Regions from separate parts of the Homo sapiens genome. Here region 2 is linked to region 1. Evidence: read pairs that join two places in POLR2A ChIA-PET (ENCODE). Cell type or tissue: PC-9. All regions are shown on one strand.

Evidence for each region. ChIA-PET counts read pairs that join two places held together with the same protein. Peaks named below come from ENCODE experiments on the same cell type or tissue, not always from the same donor. Only the 100,000 strongest peaks of a DNase experiment are listed, where the experiment ranks them.
Region 2: POLR2A ChIA-PET joins it to region 1 with 12 read pairs; 4 of 35 experiments call an interaction of 5 or more read pairs at or near these places.

The regions. Positions count from the first base shown.
Region 1 is chr16:19,227,630-19,230,129 of GRCh38, reverse strand. The region is part of intron 7 of SYT17 (synaptotagmin 17); the gene reads right to left. Among named protein-coding and RNA genes, the nearest start is that of CLEC19A, 57 kb to the left of the region's middle. In PC-9, no CTCF peak of the experiment used is centred here; no DNase peak of the experiment used is centred here.
Region 2 is chr16:19,090,754-19,093,253 of GRCh38, reverse strand. LOC124903656 (a long non-coding RNA gene) reads right to left here and starts at 1,318. Exons shown (of 2, transcript XR_007065010.1): 1 at 1-1,318. In PC-9, no CTCF peak of the experiment used is centred here; a DNase peak (open chromatin) is centred at 993; H3K4me3 peaks cover 822 bases; H3K27ac peaks cover 2,500 bases.

The DNA of each region.
Region 1 (2,500 bases):
GGCCTCCAGAACTTTTCTTATCTTCCCCAAATGAAAGTCTGCACCCATTAAATAATAACTCCCCATCCTGTCCTTCCCCCAGCCCCTGATAATCTCTATTCTATTTTCTGTCTATGAGTTTGACTACTCTAGGTATTTCACATAAATGAAATGATACGGCATTTGTCCTCTCATATCTGGCTTGTTTCACTTAGCATAATGTCTTCCAGCTTCATCCATGTTGTAGCATGGGTCAGAATTTCCTTCCTACTCAAGACTGAGTAATATTCCATTGTATGTATGCACCACTTTGTTTACCCATTTATCTGTCGATGCATGTTCAGGTTGCTTCCACCTGTTGGTGGTTGTAAGGAAAGCTGCTATGAACGTAGGTGTACAAATAAGAGTTTGAGTCCCTGCTTTCAATTCTTTTGGGTATATACCTACAAGTGCAATTGCTAGATCACATGCTAATTCTATTTTTAACTTTTTGAAGATTTGCCATCAAGCTGCATTTCTTTTTTCTGCCTTTCTGATATGGTTTGCCTCTGTGTCCCCACCCAAATCTCATGTGAAATTGTAAACACTAATGTTGGAGGTGGGGCCTGGTGGGAGGTGATGGATCATAAGAGTGGATTTCTCATGAATGGTTTAGCATCATCTCCCTTGGTACTATATAGTGAGTGAGTTCTCCTGAGATCTGCTTGTTTAAAAGTGTGTGGCACCTCCCCCTTCACTCTCTTCCTCCTGCTCTGGCCATGTCAGGTGCACGATCCCTCTTTCCCTTCCTCCATGATTGTACGTTTCCTGAGGCCTCCTGGGAAGCCAAGCAGATGCCAGCCTCATGCTTCCTGTACAGCCTGAGGACCCATGAGCCAATTAAACTCTTTTCTTTATAAATTACCCAGTCTTCGGTATTTCATTGTAACAATGCGAGAACGGACTAATACGCTTTCTTTCCTTCTTTTTCCCAACATCCAGTAAAAGCCCAATCACCTCAGTGGCCAGCTCCACTTTACTTTGGTTCAGTAAACCTTCCTGAATTTCCTGGAAGCCCTCTGGGCTGTGTGTTGCTATCTTGGGCGGTGAAAAGCAATTTTACCCCTCTTTTCATTTTTTATTTTTAAACTTCAGCTGCAGAAACCACCTGATAGAAAATTGCAGACAAATCCTCCTCCCACACAGGAAAACAAGTGTTCAGAAAGTCCAGCTTACCAGCTAATTACAGGCTTTTACCAGGGATTCACGGCAAATGCTAAATTGCAGACCAACCTTACTTTTGTTATGAAGTGTTTGGAAACATGCTAATAGGCTGGGCTTTGGTTCCTCGGCCTAGAGGTGACAGCTCTTTCTCTCAGTGGACAAATAAAGCAGGTTAGAACCTTATGAATCTGAGTTCAGGAGAACTGTAGCTTTGCTGAGATACATACTGGCTTAAGACACCTTTCTCATATTATTCCAGCCAGTACCCTTTATGTAAATTGCCACCCTAGCTGGGATTTCCACTCACAGCTGTGGTTCGGAACAATGAATGAGCAATAGAAATATCTGGGGTGTTTTTAAAAAATAGCTACTTATAGATGCTCAGTGCCTCAGCCTAGTCCAGTTGCTTTAGAGTCTCTGCGGAATGCAGTGCAGCCATTGGTAGCATTTTAAAGCTCTCAGGTAATTCTAAGGTACAGCCAGGGTTGAGAATCCCTGATTTAAGGGGGCAGGCAGGCAATGCTTCCTTCTCCAGAAAGAATATTTTCAACGAGCTTTTAACCAGAGGAGCCTGAACTTCCAAGTCAGGGCCCCAAAACTTACAGGAGAGAAGCGGGTCTTCTGTGAATGGAGAGTACAGGACTTCCCTGACAGCATCAGCTGACCACTGCCCCAGCTGACAGTTGCCACCTGAAGTGCCGTGGGTTGAATAAAAGATGTATGGAGAGGGGGTGTGGTGTGGCTACCCTTGTAGTTTGAGCCTTATGAGGTAACCATATGGAATTCAAGGAATTCGAAAAAACCTCTGCAACTATATGCAAAATTTTCCATACTTCCATGTATTTTTCTGGAGTTCTAATCACAATCCCTGAAGTTCTGTCATACCCCCCCACCCCCAGAATAAATAACCTCAGCTTTTATCATACTACATCATGCAACAGTATCTAATGCAGTTATTAAAAATGAAAAGTTAAATCCATTTGTATTCATATTGATCTGAAGGCAACGAACACATTCATTGTTAATTAAACCAAAGCAAGTGTCAGTGTGGTATCCATGGAATGTCCTGGTAAGCTCCGCCAGGGCAGGGATTAGGTCTGTTTTGTTCACTGCTCTATTCCCAGAACTTGGAAGCACTGCCTGGCACAGAAGGTGTTTAATACACACTTGCTGAATTCATGAATAATGTTTTAAAGGAACAGAACCCTCTGTATGTGGATATTGTTTGTGTGAACAAGGAAAAAAGTGTGGAATGCTACACAGCAGAACATTAAAGGCATGACTTCAGGGAGAAGGAACTGGAAAGGGGAAGGCATTA
Region 2 (2,500 bases), 140 kb after region 1:
GGAGGCAGAGGTTGCAGTGAGCTAAACTCCAGCCTAGGCAACAGGAGAGAGAGAGAGACAGAGACAGAGACAGAGAGAGACAGAGAGAAGAAATAAAAGCAGGAAGGAAAGAGAAAGAAAAAGAAAGGAAAGAAAAGAAAGAAAGAAAGAGAGAAGGAAGGAAGGAAGGAAAGAAAGAGAAGGAAGGAAGGAAGGAAAGAAAGAAAAAGAAAGAAAGAAAGGAAGGGAGGGAGGGAGGGAAAAGAAATGAGAAAAGAAAAGAGGGAGGGAGGAGGGAAGGAAGGAAAGAAAGAAAGAGGGAGGGAGGGAAAAGAAAAGAAATGAGAAAAGAAAAGAGGGAGGGAGGAGGGAAGGAAGGAAGGAAAGAAGGAAGGAAAGAAGGAAGGAAGGGAAAAGAAAATTGCAGATAATTTTTCTTTGGACACTATCAGATCCCTCAACAAACAATATCATCAGCCACACCCTTCTTCATCACCTTAAGAAGTATGGAGATGTGAAGTATATTTTATGTTCATGTGCTTTGATCAATCCCAATAACTTTCAATTTCCTAATTTCACATATGATAAATCTCCAAATGCCTCAAATAGGTCCATGGTCCTTCTGACCTATAAGTGAAATCATTACTAACTGCTGTGGATCTGAAAGGGAGACACAATGACTCCAACGAGTTGAGGATCATCCTTCCAAACCTCTCTACCTGTCAAGGAAATAGATTTGAAAGCAATGCAAGCAGGTGAAATTTCAGGTTTTAAGATTAATTAGATGTTGAGGGTGAGGCTGAAGAAAGAATACATGTTGGCCTCTAGTTTAGGCAACTGTGTGGAACTTTCAATCCCCAGTGGCTGGAATTCTATCTGGCACAGGGCACATGCCAAATAAATGTTTGTGAATGAAAAAATAAACAAAAAAACTTCCCCTGAAATGAATCACTTCCCTTGACTTCCTTATTTTTGTCCTATATTTTGATCGTTTTCCTAGTCATTCAGCCTTAAACTCATCACTGACTCATCTTGAGGTCTTGTAATTGTTGGGGTTCTCTGGAGAAACAGAATCACAGAACCAATGCGCGCGCGCACACACACACACACACACACAGAGAGAGAGAGAGAGAGAGAGAGAGAGATTTATTATAAAGAATTTGCTCAGAGCAATTATGAAAGCTGAGAAGTCTCAAGATCTGCAGTTGGCTAGCTGGAGACCCAAGAGAGCTGATAGTGTCGTTCCAGTCCAAACGTCACTGACTTGAGCCAGGCACAGTGGCTCACGCCTGTAATCCCAGCACTTTGGGAGGCCAAGGCAGGGGTGGATTGCTTAAGTCCCTGTATTAGTCCGTTCTCATGCTGCTAATACATATTGGAGACTGGGTAATTTATAAAGAAAAGAGGTTTAATTGACTCACAGTTTTGCATGGCTGGGGAGGCCTCAAGAAATTTACAATCATGGTGGATGGGGAAGCAAACACGTCCTTCTTCACATAGCAGCAGGGGAGAGAAGAATGAGTGCCCAGCAAAGGGGGAAGCCCCTTATAAAAACATCAGATTTCATGAGAACTCACTCACTATCACAAGAACAGGATGGGGAAAACCACCGCCATGATTCAATTATCTCCCCCTGGGGGAACTACAATTCAAGATAAGATTTTGGTGGGACCACAGCCAAACTGTATCAGTCCAGGAGTTCAAGACTAACCTGGGCAACATAGTGAAACCCCATCACGACAAAAAAAAAAAAAAAAAAAAAAAAAAAAAATATATATATATATATATATATATATATATACACACACACACAAATTAGCTAGGCATGGTGGCGCGTACCTGTAGTCCCAGCTACTCAGAGGGCTGAGGTAGGAGAATTGCTTGAGCCTGGGAGGCAGAGGTTGCAGTGACATAAGATCACACCAAGATCACTGAACTCTAGCCTGGGTGACAGAGTGATACCCTATCTCAAGAAAACCATCAGCAACAACAGCAAAAGTCACTGACTTGAGACCCAAGAAAGACCAATGTTTCAATTCAAGTCTGAAGGCCAGAAAGAAAACGATGTCCCGGCTTGCAGGCTGTCAGACAGGAGGCGCTCCCTCTTACTCAGCCTTTTTGTTCCATTCAAACCTTCAACTGATTGGACAGGGCTCATCCACATTAGGAAGGGCAGTCGGCCTTACTCAATCTATTGACTATAATGTTCATCGGACCCAGAAACACCCTCACAGACACACCCGGAATAATGTTTGAGCAAATGTCTGGGCACCCTGTGGCCCAGTCAAGTGGACACACAAAATTAACCATCCCAGGTCCTTTCCAATTAGTCACCAACATCTGTTCTTTTCTGGAGAGTTGATTTCTATCCTGGCAGGAAAGAGAGGCACATGGAAAAGAGGCTTATTGAAGGGAACTGAATGAGGGGACTGGTCAGAAAGGTCAGCACAGGATGAAGGGAACTTATGATTGAAGGCTGGTGATGCTTCCAAGGACCTGCATCTGTAAGAGGATGCTATGA